Linked DNA regions of Homo sapiens: region 1 is linked to region 2. Evidence: chromatin loops called from intact Hi-C (ENCODE). Cell type or tissue: endothelial cell of umbilical vein. All regions are shown on one strand.

Region 1 (8,000 bases), 190 kb before region 2:
ATGAAAAAATGTCCCCCATATATTAGTTTATAACCATACAACGTTTTGAAAAATCATTTTGGCCATTAATTATTCCCTTTACTCATAGGCTGAAACCTAGAAGTTGAACATGTATGATATTTTTAAAGGAGTTACAAGAATTTCATGCCAGATATATATCAGAGGGCATATTTGTTGAGAAGGCAATGGGAATTAAGTCAGAATGTTAAGGGCCTAGACTTTATTCTGTTGACAAAGAAGAGCCATTGGCAGGTATTAAGTAGCCGAGTTACATGATAAATTATGTCTATTAGGAAATGACTCTGTTAGGTAGAATAAACTGAATTAGGAAGGGTCAACCAACCAAACAAGTGGTAGAGCTAATACTTGAATCCAAGTCGGTTTGATTCCACAGCCTGTACTCTTAATCAATATGCTTGACTATAAGGCCTCTGTTAATTAATTTTCTGGACTCAGAGGAGAGTAGATATTAGCTATTCTAATGTTGATGTGATTATGATAATGACGATCAAAGTGCTTAATAAACATCTGTTGAAATTAAAAAATGATTAAATTAAATAAATTCACTACGATTAAAGCTTATTTTGTAGGACCATGCAAAACAAATTATAAATTACTTGTTCAAAACTTGCTCTTTTAATATGTTTAGTGAGGTTGGGTTATTACTATAACATTTCTTTGGTACCTCTGAGAGAGACAAATTTTATGATAATGGCGATATTGAGGACAGAAAAAAGAAAACAAATTCGATTCCTCAAGAAATAGGCATCCTCTGTAGCTAATCTCCTGTCCAGTCATTTCATCTTGACATAATACCAATCTTAGAGAAAGATAGGAAAGGTGAGGAATCTCTTTAGAGACGAAAATGTCAACAAGAATCTTAAAACTCAAAATATAACCTAGACTATTCAGCAGTTGGGAATACAGTGTTTTAATTCTAAAGAGCATATTAACTATCCTGACTAAAAAAAGGTTAAAAACCTGTCAGTGAATTAATAAAAGGTGAAAAAGATGAAAACCACTGTTTGAACAGTTTTAAGAAGACACTACAAATCTCAGATAATAAACATCAAAACAAGTGTATATGGAGTTTTTTTTTTTAAACAGAAAGGGAATTTAAGTTTAACATGAACCTAAGAAAGAAACAAATTCCCATTACAAATTATGTTCTGTGTGAAAAGAAACTGCAGGCCAAAAGGTCTTAAAGAATTTTTTTTTTCCAATGGAAAATATTTTCTGTTTATTAGCTAGTTATTGACTTAGGCAGCAGGGGGAAAACAACTGCATTAGATAATGGAAGATGCGTTTTTAAAAGAAATCATTAGAAACGTGATTATAAGCTGGTTGGCTGCTAAAGGTCCAAAATGTGAAAATTTTTTTATGTTACTTATGCTAAGCATGGCAATTGAAAAGTATCTAAATAACAAAAAGGTAATGCTGGTTATGAAGTACTATGGTACAATTTGTAATGATTAGTGGAAAAGCACATTAATTTGTGAGATGCAGTATTTTGAAGGTCACTCAACTTTACACTTGCTACAATGCCATTCAATTAAATACACAATACATTTCTAAGATTATTTATGAAAAGAATTTTGTAATTCTTGTAAAATAGTATATTACAAATTCTGGCTGTTTATACAAGCAGAAGCGCCTGATTTAATGCACCATTAAGTGAACTGTAGCTTTGCTGTACATTTTTTAAATATTCAACCTAATTATGATGAAGTTTGGTCTTACTAAACACGGCATATTTAATCTTTTTAAAGAGCCTATATAATTCAATCACAAGATACAACTTGTTTTTGTTGTAAGCAAACACATGCAATATTAACAATATACAATATCCTGGCTTAATTAGAAAAAGTTCATGTTATCCTGAATACATTTAGGTGCATAACACCCCACAGCTATAATTTTAACTTGCTATTTAATTATATTTTAAAACTAATTTGTATGACCTAGTACTTTTCTCTCTCTCTCTCTCTCTTCTACACAGGACGTTGGTCTATGGATCCAGTTAAAACTAGATTTTACTGAAAATGAATTTAAAAAGATTGAGTGTGTTGGGGGAGTGGAAGATTGGGGTAGAGGTGACAACTACAGACACGAAATTACGTAAATTTGATTATCAGATGGTGTTCTGCTGATCAAATCAATGGGCTAAACTGCACCCTACAAGGATGCTTTGTGGCATTCTGTCTCTGGACAGTAGCATGAAGTTCTATGATTATAATCTACTTTTTCAAAAGATGACGTCTTTTCAAAATTCTCTCTTTCTCTTGTCATTTCCTATGCCCAGGGTATGCATGAGAAAACCATGAATCTCTTAATATCATCTCCAAATATAGGCGGTCAAGTACCTGTATATGTGGTATCATATACCATATAGGTATAAAAATACTTATATACTTGGTATCATGTAAAGAGGGTATATGAAGGCGATACATAGCAGTATACATTTCGTGAACTCTTTTGTTCCCAAAGCTGTTGACTATGCCCTCTACACCTGGATCTCCAGCATGAGCTAAAAGGAAATCTTTAATATTTGCACCAAAAAATAAGATATGCATGAAGTCTTTTAAAATCAGTAACAAGTATAAATTTTGACATGGTAAGTCAAACTTACTGTTTAGCTACTTACGCGTTTTTTAAATAGTATGAAATTAAACAGTATAACACAAAACAAGTTAGTTTCTGGAGGACAGAAAAGCAGTCCCATCAGAATTTAATCTTACAGTATAATCCAAAAGAAGTAACAAAGCTTGTTTACCTTCACAAATTGTGACACCATTTCCTGAAAATCCCATGTTGCAATAGCAGGCTTCAATTCCATTGCGTATTTCACATTTTGCATTTGGGAGACAAGGTGTCTTGGTGCAATTTTGAGTATAGGAACAATTCAACAAAGTGGAAAAAACCACTAAATAAAATAGAGAAATACACCTTTTCAAAAAGTAAAACAAACATCTCTCCCCATTGTTGAATTAGAGTATAATAAACATAAATTATCCTCTCTTTCTATTTAGATAAATGGATTATAAATTTTTCCCAAGAGAGCACTTAGCTAAGTAACAGCACAAAAGCAAGTAAGTAAAACTTACTTTTAAGATGAAGGCTTTTTTTGTTCCAATTTCAACCTTTATCAAGTAAATCTCAATGAAACTAAAATGTAATAAACAACTCAGCTTTATAATAAAAACTGTGTTCCCAGATCAGTATAGCATGTTGATTAAGTGTTACCCTTCATTCTGAGGTGAGATACTTTGAAAGGGAACTGCCTGATTGTAAAGCAATTTCCCTCCTCTGGGAGTAATCCTGTGTAGAAATGAAGGTAAATTGAGTATTCAGGTTTTTGCAAATTCAAATCTGTGTTATTTTAAGATGACATCTTATCTAGGAGAACAGATGCACTTGCTGTTTTTTTCTGTGTTCTAATGATTGTTTTCAATTTCAATTGTTTTCAATTTCAATTTCAATTGTTTTCAATTCAATTATTCATAATAAAATTTATTTCACTGTTTTTATTTTCCATTAGGGGAAATTTAAAAACAAAACAAAAACAAAAAAAGAAACTCAAGATTATAGTCAAAGATTGATCTTCCAGAAATGGAACAGCACACAAATGTGAACAAAAAAAAATGAAACAAAACAAGGAACAAGACTATACATCAGAGTTATTGAAATACATTTGGAAATTATATGTTGTGGACTGATAGGAAAAAATAAGGAAAAGTAAAGTCGGTTCCTTTTTTATTGTTTTACCAGGCCTACTCAAGAGTCTTGAGGACCAACAGCTATGAAGCATGAGGTCATTGTTCTGAAAACAGTCATCTAACATTAGTTGTCCTTATCAGGTACCAAGAGATTCTTAAGTATTCTGTTCTAAATCCCAGTGGCAAATAACTATGTATACTGACTAAGCCGGAATTAGTTCACCCTCGGAGATGTCATTTACTATCTTTCTGCACAGTATGTTCAAAATGAAGCTCAAATCTGGCCCGGCAATCCCCTTAAAATGCCAGGAAACCTCTCATGGGTGTTAATGGTCTGGATTTCCCAAATTTCTTCGGGGCAGAACAGAAGAAAGGTGAAAGGGGATGCTGGACACTTCCTCAAGAGGAATAAAAAGGTAACATTCCCTGGACCTTGGAATATTCAACTTTAGAGTTGAAAGGTCAAGGAGAAAAACATCCTGAGAAGTACTAAATCAATTCTCCTCGGAGATTTTGCCAAATACACTTGCCATGTGAGCTCCACCTCTTAAAAAATCCAGTCCCCTACAAGGGATTGGTCCCTCCGACGACCTCGGCGACCAGGGGCGCTGAGCACTCACCTAGGAGCGGGAGGCGTTTCATTGGCGGTGGCCGCAGTGGTGGCGGTGGCGGAGAGCGCGGCGGAGTGAGTGCGGCTGTGGACCCGGGACCGGGCGCCGCTGGGCGGGCGCGGCAGGGTCCCGGATCCGTCCTCCGTGACGCGCCGGCTTCCTCCGGACACTTTCCGGCCTCTTTTGTGTGAGTGTGTGAGTCAAGCCCTGAATCCGCTGGCCACGTCCGGCCTCCATCCCCTTTCCCCACGCCTCCTGGGCTCCATTCCCTGCCTAGTGACCACTGACCCTGAGCAATGTTACAGCCCCACTGAGGAATCAGTTTATCCCCAGGCGCAGCTCCCAGAGTGACACCCTAAAAGTGAGTACTTAAAAAGCAAAGGTCTCTGAGATCCACGGAGAGCCCCTCCAGAGGGAGCATCCAAAACTCAGTAGGTTTCAGGGGTTCTCTCTGACACCTAAATTTCAAGACATAGCCTTTTTTTTAATATACTCGCCAATAAATTTTCCTAAAGAACAATGGGTCAAGAAGTAGTCAGGAGACCTGAATCCATGCAAAGGGGCATGCCAGTGCTCAGGCCCCACCTTGCTGGGACTCAGGGTTGCATCGTGTAAAATAAGGATATAGTCTATTGTGTCTAGGTTAGATTGTGTTTTCCATTATCAACTCAATTTCAGGTAAAATTCACCTGTAGCCCTTCCTTACATCTGCAGAAAAATTGGTGCATCATATCCTTTGCATGTTAATATACAAGTCGATTACGTAGAAAGAGATCGTCCACATTGGAACATGGAAACAATTCTAGCTTAAAAAATTAAAAATAACTGGCAGACAAAACTAATGTATCATGACAGAAAATAGATCAATGGTTGCCCAGGGTTGGGATGCAGAAGAGGGACTGACTGCAGAAAGGCACAAGGAGAAATTGAGGTGATGATAATATTCTATATTTTGATTGAGGTGATGGTTGCATGAGTGCATGCATTTGTCATAACTTATCCAACTGTATTCTTAAAACTGGTGCATTTTATTGTATATAAGTTAGATGAATTGTATTATATGTAAGTTTAAATAAAGTTGATTTAAAGAAAGGAAATGACTAATATTTTTGCCATCAACACAAGCCATTTTACCTTTCAATAGTCAGATCACCTTTGTCACATACCATTTCTATTCTGTTTAAAAAGTGACTAGTGCAAATTTACTTTATATAAAGAGCAGCCTCAGAAAGATGAACAGCCACAGCCCCCGGACTCCAGGGGGATTATGAACTACTGGGAAAACAACTAAAACTAGTCACAATCACACACCACAAAGTGACTTATATATTAACAGCAGTCACAAGTGCTTATGTATTGACACGTTTATCTGGCTCTCCATAGCATTTTCCCAGACTCCTTCTAGGTGAATGTGGGCAAAAGTTCCTGAGAGTGGCACCATAATAGGTGAGGCAAATGAGGAACAAAGGTGTTGCGTGACTTGCTCAGAGTCCACAGCAGCTCTTAGACAGCTGGTCTAAGTGACTGGCCTTGATTGGAACCCGGACTATAAACTCACAGTCCATGTTCTCTATATTGGACTTTTTTTGAGACGCTTTTTTTGAGTGGCTTTTTTTGAGACGGAATCTCACTCTGTTGCCAGGCTGGAGTGCAGTGGCACAATCTCTGTTCACTGCAACCTCCGCCTCCCAGGTTCAAGCGATTCTCCTGCCTCAGCCTCCCGAGTAGCTGGGACTACAGGCACATGTACCATAGCCAGCTAATTTTTGTATTTTTAGTAGAAACGGGGTTTCACCATGTTGTCCAGGATGGTCTCGATCTCTTGACCTCATGATCCGCCCACCTTGGTCCCCCAAAGTGGTGGGCTTACAGGCTTGAGCCACCGCTCCTGGCCACAAATGGGCATTTTTGACGAATTTCATTATGCACTATTCTAGAAACTCTTAATTTATCCAATCAATCAGCACATTTTCAAATTCCATATCTATCACACTCGGGCACTGAATGAAGTGTCATGGAGCAAAACAAAACAAAACAAAACAAAAAGCCAAAAAACAAAACTTTATTCCTGACCTTCGAGTTCTAGGAGATTAAGAACCATTAACAGACATCACACTCAGGAGGCTGTTGCAAGAATGAGGAGTCATCAGATATTGTTATTCGGGGAGTTTGAAAAAGTGATTTAAAAGTCCTAAATGCCATAAAAAAGAAGTTCTAGACTTTGTTGATAACTTTTTTTCTAAAGATTTTTGTTTTTGTTTTTGTTTTAAACTAAAAAGCAATTCAGTGAATCACTGGCAAGAACGCAAATGATGGATTTTAAGGGCATACCAAAGGCAAGGAAGCAAAAATAAACTATGAAGAGTTTAGGAAATAGATTATGAATGCCTGAACAAGGGTAGGCATATTCGTGATGGAGAGATAGGGACAGATTGCAGAAAGCATTAGATAAAGACAAATTGATGTCTGCTTGACTTAGTAAAATTGAGATATAAGGCTGAAACAAAGAGAATGTGGAGGTTTTCCAGTTGTATGAATGGGAGAAGGTGGGAACCATTCACAAAGATACAAAAGATAGGATGAGGAGTAATTCTGAAAGAAAAAATGAATAAGCCCAGTTTGGTAATACAAAATTGGAAGTATGTCAATGATCTGAATTTATTCATGTGAAACCAGTTTCTCCAGTTATAAGAAGTTGAGCTTCAATGTACATACATAGAAACAAACTTTAGAAGGCATAAATATAGAAACACATTATTTTCTGAGATGAGCTATAAACTGAAACACAGCACTTATTTTTAAAATAATTTACTCCTTATATCTGCCACACTTGCTTCATCTTTAATTTTATCCTAAAGATAATAAAATACAGCCCAATCTTTAAAAATATCACTTTTTCCTAGACATTGCTTTAAAATTAGCAAAAGTGAATTAATACTTAAATCTAAAAAAAAAGTTTTCCATTTTTTTCTTTTACATGTGTGTTTTTATTAAAAGGCAAAAGTGTATTCATTGTTCTCATCAAGAAAATGATAGTATATAGGGGAGCATAAGGTGTTTAATGATGCTTATAGGTTTTTTTTTTGTTGTTTTTGAGACGCTCTGTCGCCCAGGCTGGAGGGCAGTGGTGTGACCTCGGCTCACCGCAAGCTCCACCCCCTGGGTTCTCGCCATTCTCCTGCCTAAGCCTCCCAAGTAGCTGGGACTGCAGGCGCCCGCCACCATGACCAGCTAATTTTTTTGTATTTTTAGTAGAGACGGGGTTTCACAGTGTTAGCTAGGATGGTCTCGATCTCCTGACCTCGTGATCCACCCACCTCGGCCTCCCAAAGTGCTGGGATTACAGGCGTCTGCCACTGCGCCCTGCCGACACTTATAGTTTTAATATTGCTCTTTGTAAAAATAAAATCATTTAAAAATGTATTGCTTGAAGAAGTCCGTATTTGTAAAGGAAAACACAGATGATCAATGTATAATTTTGGATTCATTGTCTTGTATTACTTACAAAAAAACATTTAGAAGTTTTGGTCGGGCACGGTGGCTCACGCCTGTAATCCCAGAGCTTTGGGAGGCTGAGGCGGGCGGATCTTGTACAAGGTCAGGAGATTGAGGCCATCCTGGCTAACACAGTGAAACCCCATCTCTACTAAAAAAAAAAAAAAATACAAAAAAA
Region 2 (8,000 bases):
AAAAAAGTAAAAAAGAAATTAAAACTAGCTTATAGAAAAGGAAATGTATTTACTGGTTCTCATAACTCTTAGGTATAGCAATAGCTTTACTTCAGGTGATGCCTGACCCAGGTTTCAAGCAATGTTACCAGGACTCGATTATACTCTACACAGTCTAGCACATTTCCCTTATGCCAACTGCATTCACAGCTTTCCCTCCATTTATCATATAAAAATACTCTCATAGGTTTTCATATCCTTTCCTATTTATCCTGTAGAAAGTTTGGTAAAAATATAGATCTTGGTTTTAGGCATGTGTAGCAAAAGTTATAAAATACATATTGATTGAACTGTTTTAGATTATATGCTGCTCTTAGAACCATTCACCACAACCATTCACCACAACCAATAAGATTGACTTGGGCCTGAATCACATTGTCCATCCTTGGAGAGGGTGGTTGACCACTATCCTTCTGAGATATTGTAAACTGAGAGGGTGAAATGAATCCCTGAATAGAAATTAGATGGGGAGAGAAAGCCATTCTAGAAGAGTTAATAGATGCCAGGAAGGGGCTAGTGAGTAAACAAAAACTTCCTATTTTCTATAAAGAGGTTAACTTTGTAACTGCATATCTGACAGGTCTCAGTATGCAGCACTATCAGATAACAACCAATCAAACAAACAAGCAAATCAAACACTACTCCTTATTTGTAACACTTCATCCTCCCTGAAATTTTTGGTTTTAAGAATAACGATCATAAGCAGCAGACTTCTTTAGTTTTGACTAGATTTTCATTGAGGTTTTTCTTGTGGTTAGTAGGGTAGCATTTATGATTCTCTTCCTTAAACAATGAAGATCATCAAATAAAAAACATAAATAAAAATAAAAAGCCTTCATTTCTAATATATAGGAAATAATATGTTATTCTTCTAAATTATATTGGATTGGATAAATATAGAAGATTAAATCAAATAATTGCTGGGGTTCAATAACAGGATCATTCATAAATAATGTTCAACTGAGTGAAAGCACAAGGGAGTCCAATAGGTTCCACTCATCTAGGGCAAGTTAAATGGGAGGAAGTAAAACCAGTCTTACAATGATGGTGGCAAGTTGCCCTAAATCTGTCTGTGAAAGGTATTCAAAGGAAAACTTTAGACAAGTTAAATTTAACAGAGTTTAACTGAGCAAAGAATGATTCACAAATCGGACAGCCCCTGAACCAGAATAGGTTCAGAAAGACAGAAAAAAAAGTGATGTACAGGAAAGAGAAGTGAGGCACAGAAACAACTGGCTTGGTTACAGCCCAGTGTTTGCCTTATTTGAATGCTATTTGAACAGTTGGTTATAATATGGACAGAAGGCAGGGAAATACTGGGTAGAAGAGAGCGGTCCCTGGCAAAGGCCCTACCCTCAAGCATGGAAACTCACGGCCCTAAATGGGAAGAGGCATTCCTGTTTTCATGTCCAATGTTATTTCTTCCAAGACCGCTCTGGCCCACCATGCCTGGGGACAGTCAGAGAGGAGATAAGTTGCGGGATGGAGGAACTCCAGGGAAAGATCATTTTCCCACTCCATTCGCTTTCCAGGCCCCTATCCATCCCACTGAGAGCCACCTCCATCACTCACCGTCCCTCCCTGCATTCACCATCCTTCAAGTCCACGTGACCTGATTCTCCCTGGGTGCTGGACAAGGACCTAGGTACCAAGAGGTCAGGGTGTAAAAGACTGTCACCCTGACTTTCCACTGAGCTGGTTTAACACTTAATCAGTGGACAGCAAATGCTAAAAGAACATTAATTGTAACACACCTCAAGACGCTACCATGGGGTTGGAGCCCAAAAGCGCTCACCTGGGCTTCTGCACTTGTGCACCTGGCATGCTCCCCCTCCCATAGGGATTTGAGTGCACAGCAGCCAAGCAAACTAGCCACACCCCTGTTGCAAGTCCCACAGGGGAGTCAGGGAACTTTCTTGCTTCAGTCACCTGTGAGTAGTTGAAGTGTAGCTTCTGTGATTGACTGAGACAGGGCTGCTTGTTACAAGAGTAGACCATTTACATATTGAGTTAGGTTACTGCTCACTATGTTCAGAGAAAACTTCAGGCCAAACTAATAAGGAGGCAGCTTTAAGCTAAATTTGATTTAACAAAAGGCGGCCATGATAAGCTGATTCTTCACCAACCTGCTTTTCCTAGCCTTATATATATCAATTTGTTGCAGCTTTCAAGAACATTTTCCGGTTCAGCTTGGATTACACACACCTCTAGATGTTGCGACTTAGTGTTGTAACTTGCCACTCACATAAAAAATGACATGGTTTCTCCAACTCGATGTCTTCAACTATTTTTATCCCAAAGATCCAGTGTCAGTTTCTGGAAAGCCTGCTATAATGTGGAGGTAGTATAGAGCAATTTGTGTTCATTAAAAAGTATTTTTAAATCTCCTGGTTTATGACAGAACAGATATAGTAATTTCGTGTTTCTAATTGCCTGATATTCTGGGTATCCTGACTCAATAGAGACTGTTGTGTAAAGAAATTGGAAGGATTTTATTTGTAATAAGTAACTAATAGAGTTGGTTAAAACTTTAGCTCCTATGATATTTGTAGATTTTAAGTACAGTACTGCTACAAATGAAATTTCAGTTACCCTAGTTATTTATACAGCACGGTTTCAAACACAACCAAAAGGAATTCATTGAAACCTAACCACTATTAGTATGTTTATGCAGATAATGAAATTTTTGAGATTTTAAATATCTCTTACCTTTGGTAATAGGAGAAATGTGGGAAATAGTTTGTGAACTTATAAATACTTCAGGATGCTGGATTCTGTTTTAGGACCAACTTGAGAGAGATAATTTGTCCTATTTTGGCTAAAATGTAACTTCTGTAGGATAAAATATATCAAGATTCAGGCAGAAAAGAAAAATGGCAAGAAAAGGTTCTTACTTGTTATTTTCATAGTTTCTTAAAGGAAAATAAGCATTTCCTTATATTCTAAGAAGTGCATATTGAACCATCATAGGATAAATCGTTTAGTTGTGTTTTCAAGGGACACTTTCTCACTTTAACTTTCAGTCCCTGCCATGATTGCCTGGTTCCTCTCAAGGAGAGTTGAGAAGTGACTTTACTCAGGCTTTCCTCTGAGACTTAGAAGGTAAATAGTAGTTATCCTCTTTTTGTTCAAAGGACTTTAACTATTACCAAGTCTTGTTCCATGTGGAAAACAGCAGTGAAACATTAAGGACTTTTCAGTAATGTAAATGTTTCTTCACTGACTTTTTATTTGACGCCTTCAACACCAAGTTTTAACTTTGAACATTTAGATCTGCCACAACTGATTGTAAGTTTATAGAAGCTCTGTCTTTATGAAGATTTCACTGTTCTGGGCCACTGAGGAACAATTTGGAGAAATTATTTCTTTCAGTACTGTGAAAAGGACTCAGGAGGACTGGAAGTAGAAAATTACCTCACATGGTTGAACATTGTACATGAAGGGAGTAATTTGCTCATTTCAGTCCCTTCCAGGATCAGCTTAAGTACAAGAGGATATCTCATAGATTTATCCATTAGCATTAGCATACGGCACTGAGGAAAACTGCTAAAGTAAAAGTAGAATTTTGTAATTCAGCCTGGCCAATTAAAACCTACTATTATATTACCTTGCACTTTTACAAAAGCTTGTTTTTAAATATATTAAACTACCCTTTGGGTATTAATTAAAGAAGACACAGCTGGAGGCAGTGGCTCACGCCTGTAATCCCAGCACTTTAGGAGGCCGAGGAGAGTGGATTACCTGAGGTCAGGAGTTTGAGACCAGCCTGACCAACATGGAGAAACCCCATCTCTACTAAATTAAAAAAAAAAAAAATTAGCTGGGCTTGGTGGTGCACGCCTGTAATCCCAGCTACTCGGGAGGCTGAGGCAGGAGAATTGCTTGAACCTGGGAGGCGGAGGTTGCAGTGAGCTGAGATGGTGCCATTGCACTCTAGCCTGGGCAATAAGAGTGAAACTCCACCTCAAAACAAACAAACAAAAGAACACTCATGATTCACTTGAGAGACATCGTTTTTTATGCCAGGGCTATTGTTTTCATGTAAGAAACACCGCGCAAAGAGAACCAAGTTGTCCCAGACACAAGAACATAAACACTGTGCTCAACTGCAGTTTTGCTCTGTGTCTCTGTTGATTGCTCTACCTAAACTGCCTGTATCCTGGTCTTGCTTCCTGACATTGAAAACAAAATTCTACCAGCATGCTGCTGAGTCATAATGAAAGCCTAAGCCATTAAAATCACCAGTCTTTTTTAAAGTCTTAAACGTATTCTTGCTTTACCTTAATTTGTAAGAGTAACTACTATTCAATCAGGTTTCAGAACACGCTGTGAGATTGAACTTGTTTAGGTCAAATTGCATCAAGGAGGGCTTCAGAACAAAGACTTTCTGCCCTTAGCACACCTGGCTTCCCCTTCCTTTGTAGCAGCCCGCAGAGTAAGGCAGGAGTCTACGTTGTTTCCTTAGTGTGACTCTCAGCCCAGCTGCTGAGTAGGAACAAAAGCATTTAAGAAAGATAAAAAGTGACTCTGACATTTTACCCAGATGTTGAGTAACAGCTAAAGACGGTACAAATAAAAATGTTTAATCATAATTTTAAAGGGACAATATAAATATAACAGCATTTGACTTTTGGCAAAGGAAAAAAAAAAGATTTTGACCTTTGTAATGGGCAATTCTTAACTTATCAAAAAAAGCAATACCTCTGCATTGTGTTATGGGTTGGCTCTGGTCCAAAATGACTTCCTTCCAGCCAGTCTTTATAAAAATACAAGAGTAAAATGTTTATAATGAACTATTTTAAATACAAGAATGTGTCAAGTAACTCTAATTAAACAGTTTTACATTGTTCATTAAGAGCCTCATCAAATATTTGGTTTTCTTCAGAAAATCTATCATATTATTTGTCCAAAATGAAGAATATTTAAATGATTCAATATATATTTTGACTTCTAAGATAGCTTACCATGCCAAGGCTTTTTAATGAAATGACTAAAATATTTTTTAATATTCTAAAGTCAAATAAACAAAATAAAACCTTTCACGGATTCTCAATTAACCCATCCACCATTCTTTAAACCTACAATTAATGACTTCTCTGACCTTCTTAATACTCTGTTCTCCTCCCATAACCTCATTAATAAATAATAGAAGTGACATTTTAGTGTTTTACATTAACGTACTAGAAGATACGGTCTTGTCAAAACACACATTAAAAAATAATTTTTTGCATCCTTAGAATTGGTTGAAATGTGTAGATAACCATTTTTTAATGATGTACCACTCTATATGTTCAATAAATTGTGAACAGAACCCTTTCCTAACTAATCCTCAGTTTCTGGGCATAGGTTTTCACAATAATTTTTTTTCAAAAAATAAATTCAAGACTTGGAAAAAATGAAATATGGGCCAGGCGCGGTGGCTCATGCCTGTAATTCTAGCACTTTGGGAGGCTGAGGCAGGCAGATCACCTGATGTCAGGAGTTCGAGACCAGCCTGACCAACATGGTGAAACCCCGTCTCTACTAAAAATACAAATTTAGCCGGGCGTGGTGGCACATGCCTGTAATCCCAGCTACTCAGGAGGCTGAGGCAGGAGAATCACTTGAACCTGGCAGGCAGCGGTTGCAATGAGCAGAGATTGCGCCATTGCACTCCAGTCAGGGAAACAAGCGAGAAACTCCATCTCAAAAAAAAAAAAAAAGAAAAATGAAATATGATGCATCACTTGTTCTCCCTGAATAAACACTACCCAGAGTTAATATTATTAAAAAAGCACTTTTGAAGTAATAATAACACGTAACTCTAAATCTCAGAAAGCCTAATTTTTCAAGCTCTGGCCATGGAGGATGAAACACTAATCTAGTTAAACCAACTTCATTAAACTGCTAAAAGATAGCTAGTACGAACAATTCTATAAAAACAACATTAATGATGAGATGCTGCCCTTGACTCTGAATTAGTGATTTTTAGTAAAAGAAAATGGAATTTTATTCAAGGCCTTATTTTTTACTGTGTGCCCTAATTAGAAATGGAACCAAAAGTAGGCTGTTAGACAGAAATCACTGGACATGAAATATGATTATTCATGGACTTGACATGGAATGCTCATTTGCCCAAAAGCACCATTGCCCCACATTCCTTCACATCCCTGTTTCCTTTCGCCTCTGCCTACTCCTCTGCATCCAGGTGAATCATTGCACAGTGGTGGGATTCTTATGTGCATCACAAAATACAAAAAAAAGAAGGAAGAAGAATATTACAATCACTATTAAAAGAGAAGTGTTCCTTTTATGTACTTCACAATGAACTTTGATTCAGGATAGTGTTTTATTTGTCACATTGAATATGATTTATTCTAAACCTTTTAATGGAGAAATCTTGCTCATTGTGACAATCATAGCCTTCTTATGTCTTTTCCATGGACTGCCCTTCTCCTTCCTCCATCTCTCCACAACAGGTGCTTCTTAAAGAATGGACGGGGTCAATGATTGTCAACATAGAACAAGAGATACAAAGGCATTTCTAGCAAAATACGGGGAACAAGACCTTCATTATTGAAAAGGCAGATTTTCCTTGGAATTTACAGCATACAAAACTGGAGAAAGTGATTGTCTGTAGGAGGGTGGTGTTTGGAGCAGAGATGTGATGCTGGGATTGGCGGTTCATGGACCCTCAACCCCAGATGGCCCTGATTTACCTAGAGCCAAAGCAGTATGCTGCTGAGAGAGAGCCTGTTCATTTTCCACTTGAATGAAATCTGAAAGCCCAGAAATCTCACAAGAAACTTGGGTCTCACAAGGTTTTAAACCAAATTTTGCAGATTCAGGAATGAAGTCAATCGAACTTGATAAAACTGTGTGCTTTGGGTTTTTCCCCCAACGTCTTCAAATGAAGCTTCTGTGCTTTTATATCAAGAACAGGGAGAGAATCATGTCTTTTTCAACCTGTCTCAGATCTCTCTCGTTAGCAATAACCATAGGCAAAGCTATTTTAAATACATTCTGCTGAAGGTGGGAAACATCATTGACCTCTTTCCCTCTTCACTCTTGCTTGCTTCTTGACCACATAGTCTGATGACTCCTTGATAGGCATCCTGTTTTTTCACTACTCCCATGAACTGTGTTAAATGACATGGAGCTTGTCAGTGTGTTGCCTCAGGAAAAGGTGCCATGTACTCGTTGACATTGGACCTGTTATATGCTATTTGATGGGATCTGAGCTTTATTCAGTTTCAACTGGCAGGTCTTCCAGAGAACAGCAGGCATAGAATTAAATGTGTGATAGAGACAGTTGCTCCGCTCTGTTAGCAGGGCACTTAAAATTACTCCATTTGTCTTTAATTAAACCCCATTTGATTTCCTTCAACTTTTTAAAGGTCTGATTAAATATTTAAATTTTGTATTTATTCTGAAATTATTCATGCATTTTGTCTTAGCCAAAATACTAGTTTTTTTGGAGTTAGACACTCAAATACTGAAACATTTCTCTTTTTCCATTTGGAATTTGCTGTGACATAATCATTGTTTGATGGATCAAAATGTTTAATACATTTAGTTATATTTAACATGTCATAATTTTTCCCTCAACCTTCATCTCATTTTTTTTCTCATCCATTGAACATGAAGCCCTATGTAAGTATAGTCCAAGAAATAAAATTGTGCTTGCTATGTACCAGCCATTGTTTTAAGCCCTTTAACATGTATTTAATCATGTAATCCTCCTAACAACCTAATAAATAGGTATTAATTCTATCCACCACATGGAGGTTTAACACTTCGACCAAGGTCACAGTCTAGTGAGGGCAAGAGTTCCATCCAAGCAGCTCAGCTACAGAATCTGCACCCTTAACCATTATGCTATGCTTACTCTCCAGCCTCATAATTTCTTTCAGGGATAATTTATTTTAGGCTGTTGTAAATTGTCCTGGGAGATTTTGTATGTGTAGAAACCTGTTACGGAA

What was found. Hi-C counts contacts between places; a loop is a spot of excess contacts. Peaks named below come from ENCODE experiments on the same cell type or tissue, not always from the same donor. Only the 100,000 strongest peaks of a DNase experiment are listed, where the experiment ranks them.
Region 1: it touches region 2 in a loop (7-fold over the local background); 5 of 110 quality-filtered maps call a loop at or near these places.

Annotation. Positions count from the first base shown.
Region 1 is chr1:79,002,297-79,010,296 of GRCh38, forward strand. ADGRL4 (adhesion G protein-coupled receptor L4) reads right to left here and starts at 4,434. Exons shown (of 15, transcript NM_022159.4): 1 at 4,337-4,434; 2 at 2,774-2,923. The coding sequence starts at 4,358. In endothelial cell of umbilical vein, no CTCF peak of the experiment used is centred here; DNase peaks (open chromatin) are centred at 3,895 and 4,535; H3K4me3 peaks cover 2,845 bases; H3K27ac peaks cover 3,203 bases.
Region 2 is chr1:79,189,125-79,197,124 of GRCh38, forward strand. No RefSeq gene overlaps it. Among named protein-coding and RNA genes, the nearest start is that of LINC02792, 130 kb to the right of the region's middle. In endothelial cell of umbilical vein, no CTCF peak of the experiment used is centred here; a DNase peak (open chromatin) is centred at 4,407; H3K27ac peaks cover 2,158 bases.